Regions from separate parts of the Homo sapiens genome. Here region 1 is linked to region 2. Evidence: chromatin loops called from intact Hi-C (ENCODE). Cell type or tissue: IMR-90. All regions are shown on one strand. Links, peaks and the distances in the headings refer to the core of each region. The heading gives the core; the rest is flanking DNA.

Region 1 (12,135 bases), core at 2,605-10,604, 150 kb before region 2:
ATGCTCAAAAAACTCAATAATTAAAAAATATTAAGTATGGTAAAATATATTTTAATTAAGTATATTTAAAACCAAAGATCTATTTGTAAAGGCAAGTATGACGCATAAAACCATAAAGGTTGGCTTCCTTGCAAATTTCTTACCCAAACCCTTCAAGTGATGTGTCAAATTCAACAAAAGCTGGAGTAACTGATGACCCATGAAGTCTGATGTCATGTGGGGTTGTCATGGAGACCAGACACTTCACCCTGGTCAGGGGTACAGTACTTCCTTCCGCAGATTTTACCAGGCTCTTGCTTATCCGGTAATGGTTATCTTCATGTAAGCTAAAAACATTATCAGTACCCAGACCTTCCAGAGATGTGATCATACTACCTGTAAGTCAAGGAAATCTCTTGGGAAAATGTCATATGGAATTTCAAAATAACTTTACAAGGCTGATTTATTTGTAAATACCACTTCAGTTTCAATAGACAATAATTTTTTTTTAAGTGCCAAGATCATTATCCAGTTTTAATGTACATTTACTTTTAAACTTAATAGCATGCGTTTCCTTTTTTACTAAAGCAATATGCACACTGCAGAAATGTTGGAAACTAGAGTATAAATAAAAATAAACATCTCAAATAATTGTCATCAAAGCCACTGATACAATGTAATTTAATTATAAATCTCAGTTAATAGTTTACAAATCAGGAAATACTTTTATTTCATAAAACTATGATTTATTAATTCTCTTTGAGGGAAAAGTAAACAATTTTAGACCATTAAAATGAAAAGAAATAGGTCATCTTTATTATAAAACAAATTAGAGATAAATGGCAGAAACTTGCTTCTCCCATTTTTTCCCCATTATTAATTCTTTCCTTACAATTATTAGAACTAAATGCATGATCGTAAAAGTACTTTAATTTAAAGATTCCCATATTTATAAAAAGGGTAACAATTTCAAGAATAAAAAGACAAATTCTAAACAGATTGTCATTATCTCTCCAGGGACACATTACAAATGTAATGAAGAAAATATTCTCTCTCGAAATAAACTACATGAGTATAGGAAACTGTTTTCCTCCTAAATGTGCTGGATATTCAGGCAACTACAAAGATATTTCAAATATTCTCTTAGGGAAAGGAACTATTTTTGTTTCTACTCTTAGCAAAGGAAATCACAACTCAATTCTTATTTATTTATTTATTTATTTATTTATTTATTTATTTTTTGAGACGGAGTCTTGCTCTGTCGCCCAGGCTGGAGTGCAGTGGCGCGATCTCGGCTCACTGCAAGCTCTGCCTCCCGGGTTCACGCCATTCTCCTGCCTCAGCCTCCCGAGTAGCTGGGACTACAGGCGCCTGCCACTGCGCCCGGCTAATTTTTTTTGTATTTTTTAGAAGAGACGGGGTTTCACCATGGTCTCGAACTCCCGACCTCGTGATCCGCCCGTCTCGGCCTCCCAAAGTGCTGGGATTACAGGCGTGAGCCACCGCGCCGGGCCTGTTTCCCTATTTAAATAATAAACCCTTCTCTTTCTTTGCTTTCACAAACTTCTTGAAATAATATTCATCCCCTACATGATTTTCATTCATAAAATAAATCAAAAAAGGGAATTTCAAAACTTACTTCTCATTTCTGGTTCATAACTCAGTGAACTTGGTTTGTGGACCCTATATTGTTTTAGCAGTTTTTTGTCCCAGGCACCACAATTTAAAGGACTTGCCAAACGTAAAAACTCCCTAAGAAAGAGACAAAGCAAAGTTATTCCTTGATTGAGATTATTATATAATTCATTAACCAAATATTCAGAAAAAGAATTTAATAAATTCCAACAGACTAATTACAATAAAAAAATGCAAAGTATAATAAAACAATATAGTGTTAGTTTTACATTTAATCACCATATAGCTATATATCTGACACATATTTTTTAGAATGTTTTTTAGACAGTTATTCCTTCGTTGAGAATATTATAATTCATAAACCAAACATTTTCAAAAAAGGAATTTAATAAATTCCAACAGACTAATTACAATACAAAAAATGCAAGTATAGTAAAACATACACAGTGTTAGTTTTACATCTAATCACCATATAGCTATATATCTGCTATACATTTTTATAAATTCATTTTTTAGAAGTTAATAATATTTAAGAAGAACCCCAACTCAAATATTTCTAAAACCAAACTCATCACCTTATATCCAAACCCAGGGCATTTCTTATGTTCTGCATCTCACTGAAATGTGTTTTTGTTCCTTCTTTAACTTTCCATATTCAGAAAATCAGAAAATCCTGCTATTTCTACTCATAAAAATATGGAATCTGCTCTTTTCTCTCATTCTTGCTGCTATCACCCAGACCATATTATTTTACTATTCCTAAAACAGAGTCTTAATTACCTCCTGTGACACCAATATTGCCCCAACTCAATCCATTCCTCACTATAGTCAGTATCTCACAGAACTTAAATCTACACAGTGTCACTCTATTGCTTAAGACTCTTCCATGGCTGTCCATTTCTGTAGTTGAAAACACAAAACAGCTAGCATTCAGTACCATACATGAGATGATTTCTACTGTACTCTCCAGCTTCACTGCTCCCATCTTTCCCGCAATCATAAATTCTACTTAAGACATACATAAAACTTCTGACTGCCTAAGAATGCTGTACTCCTTCTCTACCCTGGACCACCATATTTGTTTTTCTTGTTGGGGAAAAAAATCTTGCCCTTACTTTTTCACCTGATTAACTCTCTTCCATACTTTAGAGTTTTTTATTTATCATCATTTTTTTGTGTGTGTGAGACAGCCTCTTGCTCTGTCACTCAGACTGGAGTGCAGTGGTGTGATCATAGCTCACTGCAATCTCAAACTCTTGGGCCCAAGAGATCCTTCGGCCTCAGTCTCCCAAATAACAAGGACTACAGGCACACGCCACCATGCTAGTTAATACATATATATATATATTTTTTTTTTTTTTGTAGAAACAGGGTCTCACTATGTTATTCAGGCTTATTTCAAACTGCTGACCTCAAGTAATCCTCCTGCGTTGGCCTCCCAAAGTGTTGGGATTACAGGCATGAGCCACACTGCCTGGCCTCATACTTTATTTCATTAACTGTCATTTCCTCCAGGAAGCCTGCTTTGAGTCACACTTCCAAAAGTCTCTGCCCCTATATAAACTCTGTAACACTGCTATTACGAACTTAATAAACAATATTTTCATTTCCTGCTTATCTGCATGTATTCTTTACTAGACGATACATTTTTTAAGAGCATAAACCCTCCATAACCTGTCATTTATAACATCATGTTAAAAAAAAAAGTAGAATACTCCAAATTTTCAACTCCCTACAGCAGGAAACAAAAAAGGCTTACAAGTTAGGTTTGCCAGTTTTTCATGTAGAACGTTAGACACAATTAGTTTATAATCTATGGCTTTTAAGTAGCAAAGTACTTGTACCATCATTTGACTTCTTTTTTCTGAGAACTCACTAATTGTGAAAACTGACCATACCCAATGGTTGATTTTCATTGCTTATTCTATTTATCTAACTATGCAATGTAAGTTATCTGGTAAAATAGTAGCATTAGGTATGGGACAATGTCTCTCTCTCTCTCTGTGTGTTTCTCTACTTTTAAAGTAGCAGATTACCAAAAAGGATCAGGGGAAAATCTCAATGCTATTTTCAAAACTTTAGGACGGTGAGTACAACTACAAGATAATGGATGAAGTGAGTAGGTCCATCTCACTCATCTTGGCATTATAAAGGCCGTGAACACAGCCTGATACAACACCATTTAACAAATGTTTACTGCATAAAAGTTTCTTAATCCACAATCAGTTTGGAGTCAGTTTTAAAAACTTACAAATAAATTTCAACCATTTTTAAGAAAGCTCCTAAAAGTTTTATAAAAGAGGAGTACTCTAATAATAAGTTATGTAACAGCAGTGTTATAGAGTTTATATAGGGGCAGCCTACCCAGACTTTTGGAAGGGTGGCTCAAAGCAGGAGGCTTCCTGGAGGAAATGACAGATATATATGAATCATTCAAGAAATACACATATGTAAGTATATATTTCTTGAATGATTCACAAACTCTGATACATCCATACTGTGGAACATTATTCATAATAAAAAGAAAAAACTACTGATACATGTAACAACTTGTGTGCAGCTCAAGAGCAATATGATTAGTGAAGAGACAATCTGAAAAGATCACATACTGTATAACTTCATTTATGTAACATTCTCAAAATCAGTGGTACCCAACCTTTTTGGCATCAGGGAGCGGTTTTGTGGAAGACAATTTTTTCACAGATGGATTGTGGAGGATGGTTTCAGAATGAAACTGTTCCACCTCAGATCATCAGGTATTAGATTATTTAGATTCTCATAAGGAGTGCCCAACCTAGATCCCTTGCATGCACAGTTCACAATAGGGTTCACGCTCCTATGAGTATCTAATGCTACTGCTGATTTGACAGGAGGCAGAGCACAGGCGGAAATGCTGGCTCACCCACAGCTTACCTCCTGCTGTGCGGCCCAGTTCCTAACAGGACATGGACCAGTACTGGTCCATGGCTCGGGGGTTTGAGACCCCTGCTCATAACGACAAAACTATGGAGATGGAGAACAGATCAGTGATTTCCATGGGCTAAGGGCTAACGATGTTGGGGTTAGGGGAGTGGGTATGACAATAAAGGTAGCACTAGAGAAATCTTTGTGACATCGTAATTGTGTGGTGATTACATGAATCTACACATGATACAATAACAGATAATTGTATGTGCACATGAATACATCATACCAATATCAATTTCTTGGTTTGGATACTGTAGTATAGTTATGTAAGGTGTAACTACTGGAGGAAAATGGGCAAAGAGCACAGGAAAACTCTTGGATCTATATTCACAACTTATGGTGAATCTATTATTTCAAAATTAAAAGGTTAAAAAGTATTTCTTTAAAAACTTCTTACATATGAAAAGTTATTAAATATAAAGTAAACGCATGACTTCATTTTTAAAGGAAAGTGAGAGCTTGCTAGATTCAAATGAAAGAAATAACTGATGGACAGAAACACTAAATGATTACTAATAACTAGATTTATTTGTTTCTAAGTGCCATATTTTGAGTATTTTGTCCATTTTTGTTATATTTTGCCCATAGATAACTGAATATATGTCCATTAAGGCAGGAATTCTGGAATCATAAGGACTCTAGAAACTGACATTACTAATTGTGGACTATTTGAGTATGAAAGAGAACTTACCTCAACACCATGGGTTCCAGAGCCTGAGAGGCTAATCGTTCAAACATCCGCTGCAGGGGCGGGTGCAGTGAGTGGTCCTCATCAGCCAATGCAGCACTGCACCTCTGCAGCAGTCGTGCATGAAGACCAGCTTCACACATGACTTGCTGGTTCCTTTCTGTGTGCACCAGGGATTGTAAAATATTTGCCACGGCAAGTTGAAGATCCAAAGCATGCTAAAATCAACAAAGAAATCCACACAGTCAGGTCATTCTTAGTGAGAAAGATGACAATTCTTTTCACATGAAGCATACCTTTTTAATTTTTTTTTTTTTTGAGACGGAGTTTCGCTCTTGTTGTCCAGGCTGGAGTGCAATGGTGTGATCTCGCCTCATTGCAACCTCTGCCTTGCAGGTTCAAGTGATTCTCCTGCCACAGCCTCCCAAGTAACTGGGATAACAGGCGCCCACCACCACGCCCAGTTAACTTTTGTATTTTTAGTAGAGACAGGGTTTCACCATGTTGGCTAGGCTGGTCTCAAACTCCTGACCTCAGGTGATCCACCTGCCTCAGCCTCCCAAGTGTTAGGATTACAGGCGTGAGCCACCGCACCCGGCAGAAGCATACTTTTTTTTTTTTTTTGAGACAGAGTCTTGCTCTGTCACCCAGGTTGGAGTGCAATTGTGTGATCTCGGCTCTCGGCTCACTGCAACCTCCGCCTCCTGGGTTCAAGCAATTCTCCTGCCTCAGTCCGCCGAGTAGCTCGGACTACAGGTGCCTGCCACCATGCCAGGCTAATTTTTTGCATTTTTTGTATTTTTAGTAGAGGCAGAGTTTCACTGTGTTAGCCAGGATGGTCTTGATCTCCTGACCTCGTGATACACCCGCCTCAGCCTCCCAAAGTGCTGGGATTACAGGCGTGAGCCACCGCGCCTGGCCAGAAGCATACCTTTTAATATGAAGTCTCTATATGCTTCCAAATACATTCAGATAAGTAACTTGCTTAGAGCAATATAGCAATTCCAGAACAGGTTAGGCAAACATGTCCTATTTTAATTTGCTAGAAGTACAGGCAGCTGGACTCTATTCTCTTCCAAGCCTTTTGTATTACATGACTATATGACTAAAAGTAGTTCTATTTTTATAGAAATAGCAGGGATAAAATCTTCTTAATGGTGGGCAGATAACTAGTTTAAAGGCAAGCCTATTGTTTACATCTGTGACACTTTAGGCCTTAGAGGCTATATAACATTTTAATAAAAATCATCACCCAAACTCCAATTCGCTCAAACTCTTGAGTGCAACAAGTCAAAACAGACAAATAGCCTCAATGTAGTATCTTCAGTCATTTTTCCTTCTGTATTATTCGTTAGCAATGTCCACTGCTGAGCAGGATTTATAAGGAGAAACAGAATTATTCTAGCACCAGAAGAAGCCACCTTGGTTGTCTTTGTAATGAATGAATTAGATTCTAAAACATACATATCTACCATTTATCATGAAAGGTAACACTCAAATAAAAAAATCCTTTTTTTTCCCCTTCAGCTACTTTAGTATGTAATATTAACTTTCTTCCTCAACCCCCTAGCTCATATAATCATACTCACATCCTTTCATTCATTTCATTACAGACGGGAAGGAACTAACATATTCAAGCTTACTTCTGGCTGTGTCACTGACCCAACAGAGGCCAGTAGGTCCAGCATGGCAAGCATGGCTCCAGGATGAATGATGACTGCATCAGAACTCTGCAGAGATGAAGTTGTCACATGTAGTTTCAGGTCGGCAACATTTTTAGGAGGGTAAACAGGGGGAGTTGAAACAGAATGATATGCATGCCTATAAAAAAAGAAAGAGTAAATTTGGTATTGAATTCCAATCACATTCTCTTCCTCTTCAGTTACTTTCATCCACTGATAACCAAAAAGCCTTGTTAGAAAACACCTTAAGGTTGGGATAGAAAAAAAGGAATATATTATCAACTCGAGTTGATATGTGTGTGTGTCCGCATGTGTGTGGGTGGGTGTGTGCAGACCATGTAACTATCCATTATTCATAGCCTTTATATGATTTTTACTTTTACTGATTTACTATATGGATTGTTTGATTAAAAAATGACACCTGTACCACAAGATGTAAAGAACAAGTACAATCACAGTGATTCAAAGCTCTAGAAGATGACAGTTCCAATAATACGTGATGAGAGATCAAATTAAATTAATTCCCTCAGTGAGATTTTATCTTTTGAAATTACCTATATGTGTTTTAACCTTTCCTTAGTGCATGAGTAACACAATCAACAACTAACTGGGTCAGCTGAGTCAGGGTTGTCTCAGAGTCTAAGCTATCCAAGAATAAATATATTTGGCATTGTGGGAGTTTTCCTTTAGCTTATTTGGAACTACTTTCATCTTCTGCATCTATCCTCATTATCACTGAAAATATTCATTGCAACTTTTAAAAACTTGAAAGCAATTTACAGAAAAAGTTTCTATGAATTAGAAAGCCCAGCCATGTCCTGAATGTACACATTTCTTCTCATCAATGATCTCTACTTTCTATTTCATACTACTCATCTACAATTCATGAATTTTGCACATTTTGCATCTTGGCACTAAGAAACAGATGCTTGTGGCTTCAGCCTATGGGAACTCTTTGTTCCAATGAGTTGGTCTCAGCATAATTTGCCTAATGCTGAGCTCTGTCACAGAGAGCAATGCAGTTTTAGCTCTCTGGGACAAGAGCAGCTTGGGAAACAGATGCTTTACGTCACTGATTTAGTAGCAAAGAATTGGCACTGCCGTGGTTTAAAAAAAATACCGTTCTCTTTTTAACAGGGATTCTAGGAAAATGTTCCGCTTTACTTATAAAAAGGCACACAGGCTCTCCTAGTTTATTTAAAAGGCAGCATGTCCTTTACCCATTCATGTTTTCACTCCCTGTATTCTGCCATTTTTCATTCAAAAAGATTTAATTTCTAAACTTACTAAGAAAAATATTCAAAATGTGTATTACCAACAGTTATCCTCCTCCTATATTGCTCCCTTTATTCTTTTAAATATTTTGATCCATCTAGAAAAAAGATTCATAATTTATCTAGCATGTATCAGAAATAACCACTGAATTCCAAAATTTCATTAAACATGTTTTCATTGCATATACACACATACGCATAGATTCTAATTGTCTTATTTTAGTTATAGGCCTTCCAAAATCATTTCTAAATTGACAGATTTGATGAGATTTGGATTTAAATTACTGATACACTCAGGAAGAAATCTTTACATCTTTGGACACTGAACTCTTTACTAACACAGGTTGAGTACCCCTAATCCAAAAATCTGAAATCTGAAATGCTCCAAAATCCAAAACTTTTTAAGCACCCACATGACGCCATAAGTAGAAAATTTCACATCTGACCTTATATGATGGATCAGAGTCAAAACACAGTCAAAACTTTGTTTCATGTACAAAATTATTAAAAATATTACATAAAATTATCTTCTGGCTACTTGTATAAGATGTATATGCAACATAAGTAAATTATGTGTCTGGACTTGGGTCCCATACTCAAGATATCTCATTATATATATTGCAAATATTACAAAATCCAAAAAAGTGGAAATTAAAACAATTCTGGTCCCAAGTATTTTGGATAAGAAATACTCAACCTGTATATAATTATTACAGTAGTACATTTTTTATCTTATATAAGAAAGCAATATTCTGAAAAAGGAATTACATTCATTGTTTTCAAACCAGAAAAATATTGCAAACATTGCTGATATCTAAAACACGGTATTTATTAACTAAAATTAGGTGTATTACAACAGGCATTATACAAAATTAATTCTGATTAAATCACCTAGGTATCACCACAGGTATCACCTTTTAAATTTTGGAATTATGGTAAGCTTATTAAATGGCTAATTCCCAAGCAAGAACTAACCATTTGCAAAGATAGGATAAAATTACATTTCATAATTTGGTTGCTATTTAATATTTTGACCTAAATTCTCATATATATTTAAGATTCATCTACCTCTTTTGGGAATACATAATATTTAAATTCTGAATCTGCTTTGCTTAACTTATCATCAGGTATGTAGAGGCACTAAGTAATGGATCCCATGTTTGAAGAATAACAAGTACTTGCCACCTTTTGTTCCATTGCAGTTATATTCTGTAGAGTTCTGATTATTATTTTGTATTCACTTCTTCTAACTCTGATTGAACACTGTTCAGCTATAATTCTGTTCTATTATTCCTTCTGAATAATCAACAATGAAAAAGGTTTTGAGTTTTAGTTTTCCAAATATAAAGTCAGCTAGTTCATTTTCCCCCAATCCTTAAAATAATTAGAGAAGAATCTCCTGGATACTACATGTCAGACAAGTATCACAACCTCAAAACGTCCTTAGCATCTGAGAGTGTTCCACAAGCCATAAAAACACAGTCAAATTTTGGTTTCTCCTTTTGCCAACAAAACAGTATGTTTTGCTACAAGAAAAAGATGTCTATAAGCTGATGTAATTTGTTGAGAGGTTCTAGAAACAGTGTGACTTAAATTCTAATTTCAAGTCACTAGACTTGAATTTGTGAAGTAAAAAACATAATATTCTTTACTAGCTTATGATTCTTACCATTGAGCAAAATGTATGCAAGCTGAATAGAATGGCAACCTGAAAATGTCAACAATCATCTTAGTATTAGCATGAACAGTATCAGGGACTTTCTGTCCTTGGGGTAATGTCAACTTGTAAGACTCATGGAGAATTCACACGGATTAGGGCTCAATCAACTAGCTATACTGATTTAGTGACAGTTTTCCCTTAAGTCAAAGACCTGGTTATCTCTACATGGAGCTACACTGTAAATGATGACAATATGTTTTTGATTTAAGGCCATAAGTAACTCTTTAAGAATAAAAAGAGAATGCTGTTTTCCCTTTGTCAAATTACCATTTCAATAAATAGAAAGTTCTGATGTATTTTTGGAAATGGAGTCTCGCTCTGTAGTCTAGGCTGGAGTGCAGTGCGGTGATCTCGGCTCACTGCAACCTCCGCCTCCTTCGTTCATGCAGTTCTCCTGACTCAGCTCCTGAGTAGCTGGGATTACAGGTGCACGCTGCCATGCCCGGCCAATTTTTTTTTTTGTATTTTAGTAGAGATGGGGTTTCACCGTGTTGCCAGGCTGGTCTTAAACTCCTGACCTCAGGCAATCCACCCGCCTTGGCCTCCCAAAGTGCTAGGATTACAGGTGCGAGCCACCGCACCTGGCCCTGATGTATTTTTTTAAGTATCCTTTTAATCTGTGTATTTTTATTTTGTGGCATTTGGTTAATACTTAAAAAGGACTAAATGTTTTTAAACAGCAAATTTTAAGGCTTTACTCATTTATGATATAATCACCATATTTTTAAATTGTGATTTTTAGTAATTTAAACTACTAATTGAAATTATTTCTCTAATATTCAACAATTCCTTGGGCTCATGAACAAACATAAATTTTCAAACACACACATTTTTTACCTCGACCATTTTAGCAACAGAAAAATACACGATATCAACTCAAATTTATCTAGTTTATCATTCCTTGAATTAGGAACAGCTTTTTTAAAAAAAGAAATTGCAGTTTTTAAGCACAAATATACTGAACAATCCTATATTCATTTAAGACTATTCTGAACCATGCCATAGTTTGTTGTGCAAAGTAAGCTATAAGTGTAAATTTAAGAGAAAAATGAAATTACATCTTTTCATATACCTAATATTACTATGCAAATATGTTGAAATACTGAATCCGTAACAAATACTTTTGATGTACTAACTCCAACTATCTTCAAGTTTCAAAATCTGAACAACAGTAATAAGATTAAAACAACAATATAGCAGAACCTTGGGATTCATTTTTTAAAAGCCTCAATGAAAGAATATTAATGTAAGAGTTAAGGACTTATTTTTGGTTATGAGGAAAACAGGAAAAGTAATGAAGTATTTGGGGCCAACTGCAGACCATGATCATTTTATGTGCAGGTTGCATCAATCAACTGTAGTTTTTAAAAAACTGAGTAGAATTTTTTTAAAGGTAGTTTTAAAAAGATCAACTAGATCAGCTTAGAGATTTACAGAGCACTGATCAAAGTAAGTATTGGGGTGGGTTTTTTACTAACTTTTTCAAAGCTTAGCTGTGAGCATTTTTCATAACAGCAACATACTTCAATTGGTTGAATCTGATGGAGAAAATACACAGTTCCTTTCAGTGCTATGAAATTCATTTTGGAATAACAGTAAAAACCAACAAATGATCCCAACGTTTAAAGTAAAAAATAAAAAAAAAATGAAAAATAAAAAAAGTGGAAAAGTATTCTACTTAGAGACATTAAGTCCACATTTCTAACTTATTTTTAATAAAAGACATGTTTTTTCTATAACAAAAATGTGTAGTTTAGTTATGAAAACAGTTGGATGACAAAATTATATATGTCCTTCATAGTTTCATAGCATCAACACATTTTACTCTCATGAAAAACTGATATCTTTAAAATCTAAAAACACCCCCCAAAACCCCAAAAGTAAAAACAAAACAAAACAAAACAAAAAAAAACTGAAATCACAAAACACAATCAACATGTTAACATAAATAAGCACAGAAAAAAAGGAACCCCACACAAATAGAGACTGACTTCTCTTATATGATCAGTACCTTTTCCTGGACAAAGCTGGTGTACCCCAAGGAGAGGGGAGAGAAGACTCACTTGTCAGGCAAGGAGGGATCTGTTCTGCACGACTACAGACAACAAAACAGACAGGGTGGTTTAGAGAGGTTAGAAGAAGAGAACACCAGGTTGGCAGTTGGTTAGTTTCACAAGAAATGCCAGTAAA
Region 2 (12,135 bases), core at 2,206-10,205:
AAAGAAAAAAATGGGCAAAGTGGACATCACCAAAATTAATTTCTGCTCTTCAAAACACAGTGTTATAAAAATGAAATTAAGCCAAAAACTGGGAGAAAGTATTTGTAAAACACATACCAGACTGGAACCCAAAATATATAATGAATTCTTTAAACAATAAAAAAAAAGCAAACTGATTTTAAAAAGAATAAAAGATGTCGACACTTACTTTTAAAAAAAGGATACATACAGCAAACAAGCAATGAAAGCTCACTACCATTATTTATGAAAAGCAAATTAAAACATTTTGAATGCTGCTATGAACATTAGCCTTTTTGTGGACATGTGCTTTCATTTCTTTTATAGATATACTTAGGAATGGAATTTATAGATCCTAATGAATATGTTTGAATTTATGAGACACTAGTTGACTGTTTGCTAAAATGGCTATACCATTTCACCAGGAATGAATGAGAAGAAACTTCTAGTTGCTGCATATCCTTACCAAACTTAACATCATCAGATTTTACATGCATTTGTCATTCACATATCCTCGGTAAAATATCTGTTCAAATTATTTGTTCATTTTTCGACAGGGTTCTTTGTCTTCTTATTATTGAATTGTGAGAGTTCTTTATATATTCTGGTTCATATCCTTTGCCAAGTATGTATATGTTTTGCAAGTATATTTACCAGTCTGTGGCTAACCTTTTTATTTTTTTTTAAATGGTGAAGCATGTTCATTTTGAGAAATTTCATTAAGCTTCAACTTACAATTTGTTTACTTTTACTTACGTATATACAGTAAACTTGAACAACATGGGTTTGAACTGTGTTGTCCAATTATATGTGGATTTTCTTCTGCCTCTGCCACATCAGACAAGATCAACTACTCCTCTCTTCCTCCTCCTCTTCGGCCAACTCAGTGTGAAGACAATGAGGATGAACACCTTTATGATGACCCACTTCCACTTAATGAACAGTAAATATATTTTCTCTTCCTTATGATTTTCTTAATGTCATTTTCTTTTAACTAACTTTCCTGTAAGAATACAGTATATGGCTGGGTGTGGTGGCTCACACCTGTAATCCAAGCACTTTGGGAGGCCGAGGCGGGCGGATCACAAGGTCAGGAGATCGAGACCATCCTGGCTAACACCCAGTGAAACCCCATCTCTACTAAGAATACAAAAAAACTAGCTGGGCGTGGTGGTGGGCACCTGTAGTCCCAGCTACTCAGGAGGCTGAGGCAGGAGAATGGCGTGAACCAGGGAGGCGGAGCTTGCAGTGAGCCGAGATCACACCACTGCACTCCAGCCTGGGCGACAGAGCAAGACTCCGTCTCAGAAAAAAAAAAGAATACAGTATATAATACATATAACCCACAAGATGTGTATAAATCGACGGTTTATGTTATCAGTAACACTATCAGTAATTAAGTTTTGGGGAAACCAAAAAAGTTATATGCAGATCAACTACACAGGAGGTCACTTCCCCTAGCCCCAACATGGTTCAAAGATCAACTGTACTTGAATAAATTTATTGAAAAACAAAACAAAACAAAAAAAACTGCTCTTTAAAGGTGACAAAATCATCATCAACTAGTAAATAGCCTAAGGGTGATACAATTTGGCCTACACATACTAAAAACTGGAAAATAAGTCTTTACACTACCAGTCATGAGCCATTCATTGTGTTGGGTCCCTACCAGAGGCACAGACATAAAGTCTAAAATTAGCAAGGAAGAGTAACTGTTGAAGGCCTCCCTCTTCCAATTTGACCTCTGAATTATAAACATTCCAGATTAGGATATATGGCACTTTTGTTAATTATAGAGCAAATTTTAAATGGAAACTTTAGGTTGATGGGGAAAGCAAAGAAATTCAACTTAAGTATAATTACATGAAAAACTAACTCGTGTAATGATTTTCAATAAGCACCTGATTGTCAAATACATATGCTAAAACAAACAATAAGACTCTAAATATCTTTTCGCTGACTGAATAAATAGCTTTATATAAGTATTATTTATTAGTCTTTAATTATTCCAAAATTATCACTCCTAACTTTAAGAAGCAAAAATCAGCCAGGCATGGTGGCTCATGCCTGTAATCCCAGAACTCTGGGAGGCTGAGGGGGATGGATCACTTGAGCTCAGGAGTTCAAGACCAGCCTCTACAAACCCATTCTCTACGAAAAAAATTAAAATAAAAAATACAAAAAATTAGCTGGGCATGGTGGCGCACACCTGTAGTACCAGTTACTTGGAAGGTTGAGGTGGGAGAATCACTTGAACCTTGAGGGAGGAGACTGCAGTGAGCCAAGATCTTGCCACTGTACTCCAGCCTGGGCGAGAGTCAGACCGTGTATCAAAAAATAAACAGGCTGGGTGCAGTGGCTCATGCCTGTAATCCCAGCACTTTGTGGGGCTGTGGCGGATGGATCATCTGAGGTCAAGAGTTCAAGGCCAGCCTGGTCAACATGGTGAAACAACGTCTCTACTAAAAATACAAAAAATTAGCCAGGCATGGTGGCTAAGACAGGAGAATTGCTTGAACCTGGGAGGCAGGTTGCAGTGAGCCGAGATCACGCCACTGCACTCCAGCCTGGGCAACAGAGTGAGACTTCCTCTCAAAAAAATAAATAAAAATAAATAAATAAATAATACATATAGTCACTGGATGTGGCTGAAAGTCTTAAGTTTTGGGAACTTATAGAATATATTATTACTTCTGTAGTAGACACTTCCTGGAGTAGCTGGAAAGCTTATAATCCTTCCCTTTTCTGTGTCATGATCAATGGCCTTGAAAAGATCAAAAGATAAAAAAGAGGGAGATTCTCAGAATAGCTACTTGAATGAACCTCTCACAACAGGGTCACAGCCTAAAAAAATTCCTGTCCCATGTGTATGTTCACCAGAATTCTGCTAACAAATCAAAATACAAAGCCTCTTAGTAATTGAGTGGATAAGATGACCCACATCACAGACCAACTCATACTCCTCCAGCCAGCCTGGTCCTTGCTCAATAGGTTCATGAAAACCACCAGGTGGAAGGAGAAGCAGTTATGCAAGGGCAAATCTGCACGAACTCATTAAGACTGATGTCACTGTCACTACTGTTGAGAACACATTTGCCTGAGTCCCCCAAAGAGAGACTACTTCTTAGCAGGTAAATTATAACAAACCCTTTGCATTACAGAAATGGTGATGGCTGCTTTTCACTATAAGAAACACCAATTCTGAATTTGTCTCTGCCAGCACCACCATTCAAGATTAAGTGAATGCTTCATATAAATCACACTCACAGGGCCTCTGATCCAGGAACTCACTTCAAATGGTGATGGGCAGATGCCCAGGGACCTCACTAGTCTTATCAAATAGACTCTTATTCAGACACAGCTGTCCTCACAGAGGAGTAATGGCATTTTGAAGCTTGACATGCAAGTTGTTGCGCCACCTGAAACCTTCTGATATTGGGGTGCTGTCCTATAGTACATAAAATAAGCTCTGAACCACCCACTAATATATGATGTCTCCCATCCTCCCATCTCCGGAACACACTGGATGTGGGAACGTGGTGATGGTGGAGGTGGTATATTTCATCTGCTTTCAAAGTTCTGCTTCTTGTCTCAAGAACTCTGGAATCTGTTGATCTAGAAATTTTATTTAGTACCCAAGAATGAAATACTTATACCAAGAAACAAAATAACTGTTTCACTCAATTGAAAGCAGAGTTTTATTTCCTCATAACAATAAAAAAACAAGCAAAAATGGAGGCTATAGAATTGACAGAGGTGACTGCTCCTGACCATCAAGGAGAAGACAGGTTGCTACTGCACACCTGGGGCTAGGAAGATCATGAGAAAAGAACTTGGGGGAATCTCATATTCTCTGGCAGTGCCGTACACAGTGTTAATGTGAGTGAAAGATTATCACAATTCTATACAGTTGGAACTACCAAACCTCAGACCCTTTTGGGAATGAAGGACTGAGTTAGCTTCCTAGAAACAGAACCCTGATAAGCCAGGACACTAGCAGAAGGTAACAGAAATATGTAATCTGAAGTGAAACAGGTTAGGGCTTTGTGCTCAGATGTAAAACTAAGGACTGTGGCCACCATTTATTTCCTTAATAGTCACTGGTGTGTGATAAGTACCCTTCTCTTTCCCTTTAAATACATTTTCTCTTTATTTCCTCTTCCTTTCCCTCAAGCATGCAGATGGCAAGTTGGCAGGAGTTAAATTTAGGTTGTAAAATATCAAGAAAGAATCACAATGGAACCAGGAGGCAGCATGATATCACTCAGAGTCAGTAGCCCTATGGCACTGCCTCTGGATATGGTACTTCAACTTGCTTTTTGCTTTTCTCCCACTGGAAAAACTGCATCAATACATGGGATAGCAGGGTTATCTCTACTAGTGGGGAGGAAAGCAAAGGGAAAGAGACAGGAAAAGCAGTGGTTAAGCTACCAAAGAGTGAGATGTTCTAGACACCTAGGAGGGCTGCCCAGCTTTTGACTTCCCCTTCTTTGGGAATGACCCCCAGCACCGAGGTATATTCCTAGCGCGCTATACATCATAAGTCTGCATACCCTGGCTCTAGTACAGACAGACACCTGATCTGAACGAGGTTAATTTAATCCTTTCATTTTTTGTTTTTTTTTTTGAGACAGAGTCTCGCTCTGTTGCCCAGGCTGGAGTGCAGTGGCGTGATCTCCGCTCACTGCAAGCTCTGCCTCCCAGGTTCATGCCATTCTCCCGCCTCAGCCTCCCTAGTAGCTAGGACTACAGGCACCTGCCACCACGCCTGGCTAATTTTTTTGTATTTTTAGTAGATACGGAGTTTCACTGTGTTAGCCAGGATGGTCTCGATCTCCTGACCTTGTGATCCACCCGCCTCGGCCTCCCAAAGTGCTGGGATTACAGGCGTGAGCCACCGTGCCCGGCCAATTTAATCCTTTCTTGATGGAATATATAAATTGAAGATGCAAGGCAGAGAGAGACTAAATCTTTACAGCAAAGTCACCTTAATAGCAGGAGTCTAGGAAGAAGGTATAAAAATTCCTGCTAGGGGCCGGGCACAGTGACTTATGCCTGTAATCCTAGCACTTTGGGAAGCCGAGGCGGGCGGATCACGAGGTCAGGAGATGGAGACCATCCTGGCTAACATGGTGAAACCTCAGCTCTACTAAAAATACAAAAAATTGGCCAGGTGTGGTGGCACGGGCCTGTAGTCCCAGCTACTCGGGAGGCTGAGGCAGGAGAATCGCTTGAACTCGGGAGGTGGAGGTTGCAGTGAGCCAAGATTGTGCCACTGCACTCCGGCCTGGGCAAAAGAGCGAGAATCCGTCTCAAAAATAATAATAATAATAATAATAATAATAAAAATAATAAATAAATAAAATAAAATAAAATAAAAATTCCTGCTAGGCTGGGCGCAGTGGCTCACACGTGTAAACCCAGCACTTTGGGAAGCCAAGGCAGTCAAGATCGCTTGAGTCCAGGAGTTCAAGACCAGCCTGAGCAACATATCAAAAAACCCCACATCTACCAAAAAAAAAAAAAAAAAAAACATTAGCCAGGCATGGTGGCATGTGCCTGAAGTCCCAGCTACTCAGGGGCTTAAGGAGGGAGGACCACTTACTTGAGCCTGGAAGGTAAAGGCTGTAGTGAGTCATAATCATGCCACTGTACTCCAGCCTAGATGAAAGAGTGAGACCCTGTCTCAAAAGTAAATAAATAAATAAATAAATAAAATTCCTGCTAATGAGATCCTCAAAGCAACTCTGATATCTTCTGTTCAAGACCCACTTGTTCAATCCATCATTCCATTCCCAGTATGAGTCCCATTAATTCCTTTTCCCCTCCTCAAGCTAGTAAGTGTCAACTGACTGCAACCAAAAAAATGCTACTATAACTTTTTATAGGAAGTAAATGAAAGGTGTGGAGGTTCTCATTTTAAGGTCAATTTATCATAATCATGCATTTTCCTTGCTTCCTCTTATCCAACTCAGAAAATAAATTCCTAAAGGGTAATTTTGCCTTCCAAAGTGTGACATGAGAACCCTCATGCCTAACATGCTTTTTCATATCCTCCTATTTCACAAGAAAGCATATTTACTTCAGTGTGTAAGTTTGTTCATTTTAGCAGCAGTTCCCTGTTAAGACGTTAGTATGAGGCATCAGCAGTTCTTTGCATCTCGTGATGCCATACCAATGCCAATAAAGCAGACTAAATGATTACTGATCAACAATACTTAATAGTATATAGAAAAAAAAAGATACTTAGTAGTTCATCAAAGAATGTCAAGCCCAGCCTGTCTCTGCTCTCCAAGTGCCTGGCTTCGCCTGTCACTTAAATCCTAGATCACCAATACGGACTTGTGATAGAAGATGTTTTTGCAGTTTCGCCCCAATCTTTAATTCTGGATCAAGTCATCACTAACATTACCCAGCCTTCATACTGCAGATTAGATAGTTAGGATTTCTAGCTCGTTATGATGCCTACCCTGTTCTACTCCTTCCCCTTCTGCTGTCCTTTTCCTGTTTATAGCTCAGCTATTATAACTAAGCTTCTGCTTAGACACTTTTGGAGGTCCCTAGTCTGATCCCTTCCTGGCTTTTCTCTTCCTAGGACTGAGCAGTCTACTTTAAATTCCCAATCCCAAGGACTGATAGCTAGAGTCCAGTACCCACAGACAGAATTATCTGGTGGCCACTCATACATATATAAGCATGTATGTTTGCATTCATTTCGTCATTTACACACACACACCCTCCTATTTCAGATTCCATATGCTTCTTCCCCTTGAATTCCCATTAATAGGTTGACTGAATTATTCTCTGGCTGTTTACCCCTGGCACGGCCTACCAAAAAGAACTTTTCCTCAGCGCCTGTAGTTAGTTAAGGTTAGATTGACCTTAACATGCAGCACTATACCTTAAATGTGGACTGATTCTAGTCTGTCCTGCATAATAGTTACCTCTGCCCTACTCTACAACTTGGCCATGTGCTCCCATATCACAAATACAACAAAGCTCTATCAAATTTTGAGATATGGAAAAGGTAAGCAAGCTCACAGAATTTTAAAACAGAAAATATACAAAAGAAAAAAGTTATTTTCTAAATGGCATAAGCTGGAAACTTGGCAGTATAGTACAATTAAAACAATAACATAATATAGGAAAGAATCCCACACATTTACACGCCCAAATTTATTTTTCAATCACCAGATAAATTTTAAAATAGGAGAAATGACAATGACTACATTACATTTTGTAAATATGTTCTAGATTATAGCATATTGAAAAGGCCATCTGATTCCCAAGAGTTCTAGAAGCAATTTCTTAATGCAAAACTTAAGGTATATCAGAGCAATGAAAGAGTATATATATCTAGTCACATAAATCAGTGCCTCTTCTGAACAATGCTGAATTCTTCTCTATGAAACTTATTCAATTTCTAATTCTCTTTAGTGCCAAAAAATGGGACTCCTATCACTTTCTCCAAAATCTACTTTTGTTATTAATATTACACCTTCATTAAAGTTGTTTCCTCTGCTTTCTCTACAACCTTGATTCCTAGCTAAAGATCAAGCCACAGATGGGATCACCGCCAAAAAAACTACCAAGTAGTCGAAAACTCAAGGACAAAAGTAAATATATTTACCTCAGGCCCCTTATAAGCCAACAGAACTGCAGTAAGAACAAGTGCAGTAGATAATAAAGAATTCTAAATACTGTGGCTAAGGTGGGAAGCCAATGACATCTCAAAAATAGATGCTGTTCGCGTATGTTTATTGCAGCACTATTCACAATAGCAAAGACTTGGAACCAACCCAAATGTCCACTGATGATAGACTGGATAAAGAAAATGTGGCACATATACACCATGGAATACTATGCAGCCATAAAAAAGAATGAGTTCATGTGCTTTGCAGGGACATGGATGAAGCTGGAAAACATCACTCTCAGCAAACTAACACAGGAACAGAAAACCAAACACCACATGTTCTCATTCATAAGTGGGAGTTGAACAATGAGAACACATGGACACAGAGAGGGGAACATCACACATTGGGAGCTATCGGGGGTTGGGGGGCAAGGGGAGGGAGAGCATTAGGACAAATCCCTAATGCATGAGGGGTTTAAAACCTAGATGATGGGTTAATAGGTGCAGCAAACCACCATGGCACATGTATACCTATGTAACAAACCTGCATGTTGTGCACACATATCCCAGAACTTAAAGTTTAATAAAAAAAAAAAAAGGTTACATTATTTAATATAGGCTAAACTAGTATATGAACTCTTTGAAAGAAGTAATAGCATCTCATCATCTTAATAATTTTAGGCGGGCAAGGTGGCTCACACCTGTAATCTCAGCACTTTGGGAGGCCAAGGCGGGTGGATCATGATGTTAGGAGATCGAGACCATCCTGATTAACACGGTGAAACCCCGTCTCTATTAAAATACAAAAACTTAGCCTGGCATGGTGGCATGCGCCTGTAGTCCCAGCTACTTGGGAGGCTGAGGCAGGAGAATCGTTTGAACCCAGGAGGCGGAGGCTGCAGTGAGCGGAGATAGCATCACTGCACTCCAGCCTGGGCAACAGAGGGAGACTCCAACTCAAAAAAGAAAAATAGTTTCAGCACACAAAGTAGACACTGAATAAACACACTGAATGAAAAAGTAAATCAAGAGTTGAGATGGTTAGTAAAGTGTCAAATGTACTCAGCTTATACTGCAATACAATCACTGCAGAATGTCAATTACTAGGGAGGGCCTTACCCTAAGGAGACAAAGTGTAATGTAAGTGCTGAGAAACTCACTTTTTCCAAAAACTACTCCCTATTCATTAATAAACACAATGCAAAATGCATCTCACATTGGAGATTAATTTCATGTACTCTTTCCCTCTTGCCAGGCAATTATTTACCTCTATTCTAATTTTATATTCCTATGACCCTTTCCTCACAGGATGCTTAATATTTATCTTTTAAAAGTCCATTTTATTACTTGTTTATTTGAATAGGAATTCTCTGTATTTCGGGCATCCGGGAATGAGTTACTGGTCAACATGTTTATCTTCTATTTTCTTCGTTTGTTTTTATCATATTTTTTCCATCAACATGAACATACAAAAATCTTCAAAACTGCTGTTCACAGACATGCTTTCCTTTGTAACAGAAGTCACAGTGGGTTGAACTCTCATGAAGAAAACAGATTATCTGATGCCAGAGCAGTCTTTACTAATTTAATTACTTTACCATCTTTAAAAATTTTAAATAAAAATACAATTTGTATTGATCCTTTAAATGATAACAGATGATGTAATATAAAAAATCTAACTTAAAGCCTGTGCACAATACTTACTTCTGCTACTTAGAAGTATGATATATATCTATATCTCAACAACATGCCACACATGCTATATAGTAAAATCACTTCTAAACTTTAACAAAACTCAAAAAAGCACACAGATGTGAACGTAAGCCATGCCCGATGTTAAATAACAAAACCAAAGTAACAATTAGATACTGCAATGCAACCAGTTTTCTTCCATTAAAATAGTGCTTGCCAAACAAAATCTTCATTGGACTGGAATGATGCTTTGCCAGATGACATCAGGATAGGCAAAGCCACTATTAAACCCTGTGCTAAAGTGGGTGTCAATAAGCAGGGTAGGAAGAAGAAAGGCTGGAATATGAGGAGACTTTTAAACATCTATCAACATTGGCAAGCCACAGTCAAAAAGTAGTTCATTTTTGATGAAAGTTTTAGTCAGGCTGAGAAAATTGAAAGTGCAAGAAAATCCACAGAGAAAGAAAAATCAGCCTTCTAAGAAAGACACAATACTCTTTTCCAAGCTATGAATAGAGATGACAAGTACTATTACCTCAGAAAAGCAATGCAGTACAACTTTTCCCTGCCCTGCTCCAACCACACAAATACCTATCAGTGGTAGTAGTGGCCTTAATGCATTTTCAGCAGCTGCCATGTCTTGACAGGCTTCCTCACATCCTCCTGAAAGTAAAAACACCTATGCCAACCCATGTGGTGGTTATGCAACCTAAGACAAGCTGGGAATCACTGAACTTATTTACTCTGGTGACTCAGATATAAATCTAGGTCTCTGCGGAAAAAGAGGTGGAGAACATAAAAGAATGTATGACACCATTTTTCATTAATATTTATTGTATAACTGAAGCAAACTCAAAAGATTTTCTGCTCTCTATAGGTCTGACAAAGAAATTAGCTTTCAGAAATGCTTCAGGTTTGACCAGGTACAATGTACCATCTGCTATACTGAATGACCTGAGGCAAAAACAACACCCCTTTATACAGAACTTTTATTTTCTCTGTCTTTTTCTTGCTTTCCTCTCATCATGTTGCCATTCACCAACATCTTACTTTCCCTTCTTCTTCCAGCTTATTCTTTAAAGCCTGCCACTGACAGCTACCACTCAGCAATGCTGAACTCCACAACATCAAGAAATTTTTTTCGATGCTATTCCACTCAGAAATAATTTAAACATTGCAACTTCAAAAAATAAAACAGCAAAATAAATACTCATCTTGACCAAAAAAAAAAAAATTTCTGGATTTAGCAAATTAAGTGAAATATATAAATTACATCTGTCATTAATGTAGCAGATCAAACTTAAAAAGCATACATGGTAGATTGGTGCAGCCATTATGGAAAATAGTATGGAGGGTCCTAAAGAAATTAAAACTAGGATTACCTGTAACCCAACAACCTTTCTTCTGGGTGTATACACAAAGGAAATGAAATCACCACCTCTAATAGATGCATTCCTCATGTTCACTGCAGCATTATTCATTATGGCCAAAGTATGGAAACAACCTTGGTATCCCTCAACTATCAAATGGATTAAGAAACTATGGTGTATAATAAAAAATGGAATATTATTCAGCCTTAAAAAAAAAAGAAGGGGATCTTGTCATTTGCCACAACATGAGTTGACCCGAAGGATATTACACTATGTGAAATAAGCCAGACACCAAAAGAAAAATATTGCATGATCTCACTTATTATCTGGTATCAAAAAAAAAAAAGGTCAAATATTCACAGAGACAGAGAATAAAACTAGTTATGAGGGTCACGGTTGCGCAGAGGAAATGGGAGAGGTGTCTCAAAAGATACAAAATAGTATATATGCAGGATGAACAAATCTAAAGATCTCATTAACTGACAATGTATTGTATTCAGGATTTTTGCTAAATGAGCAGGTCATAGCTGCTTTTGACACAGGGGAAAAATGGGTAATTATGTGAGATGATAGATATGTTCATTTGTTTCACCATTGTAAACATTTTACTACTTATGTTATCTCATAACATCATGTGAATATCTTAAATATACACAATAAAATGTATTTTTTTAAAAAAAGAATACATGCTAGGGAAGTCATACTTAGTACAATTTTTATGATGACCTAGTTGTAAAATGCTTCAGGAGCAAGAGTAAGATTCTCATATTATAAGTATTTTTTTTCCTAAGTATCTTACATTATCCCTAATCCTTTTCTTCTTTACTTAAATATTATATTTGGGCTAATATTTTTCCCCAAGAAACCTGTTCTGATTCACTGAGAGTGAAATCTATCAATTTTATATGTCCTATAATTTTGATATAAATAAATTTCACAATTCCCACCAAAGAAATTTGATCAATCCCCCTGATATGCAGATCAAAGATCATATCTTAGGGTTCTCTTAATCAGTTCAATCGAAAATAATCTTTCTACTCATTAAGTGTCCATAGCACTTCTGCACCTCTCAGACTCATCAAATACCATTCAATTATGTATCTACCTATCTTATCTCCACTATGTTATAAAGTTATTGAGGGCAGAACTACCCATGTGTAAAGCGTCCATGCATAGTACCCGTGATACCCAGCACAATCACAATAAAATATGTTATCATCTTTAGGAAAAAAAGCTTACAGAATTATTATTATATAGCATAACATCACTTGAGAGTCTATTTACATAGGATCATTATTTTGGGAAATAAGAACTAGGTTCTCAGGTAGCAAGTTTAATCCCTGATACTTGATCTAATTTAGTCCCTACTCATTACACAAATAAATCAAGCTAAATAAAATTATTAAGCAATCAATACACAAT

What was found. A loop is a pair of places that touch in the nucleus more often than their neighbours do. Peaks named below come from ENCODE experiments on the same cell type or tissue, not always from the same donor. Only the 100,000 strongest peaks of a DNase experiment are listed, where the experiment ranks them.
Region 1: it touches region 2 in a loop (2.0-fold over the local background); 1 of 110 quality-filtered maps calls a loop at or near these places.

Annotation. Positions count from the first base shown.
Region 1 is chr4:84,796,378-84,808,512 of GRCh38, forward strand. WDFY3 (WD repeat and FYVE domain containing 3) reads right to left here. Exons shown (of 68, transcript NM_014991.6): 15 at 11,957-12,040; 16 at 6,913-7,090; 17 at 5,273-5,487; 18 at 1,619-1,731; 19 at 144-375. WDFY3-AS1 (WDFY3 antisense RNA 1) reads left to right here and starts at 288. Exons shown (of 3, transcript NR_046707.1): 1 at 288-377; 2 at 6,883-7,032. In IMR-90, for the core only: no CTCF peak of the experiment used is centred there; DNase peaks (open chromatin) are centred at 7,584 and 7,964.
Region 2 is chr4:84,942,180-84,954,314 of GRCh38, forward strand. All of the region lies in intron 1 of WDFY3 (WD repeat and FYVE domain containing 3), which reads right to left. Among named protein-coding and RNA genes, the nearest start is that of WDFY3-AS2, 17 kb to the right of the region's middle. In IMR-90, for the core only: no CTCF peak of the experiment used is centred there; a DNase peak (open chromatin) is centred at 10,032.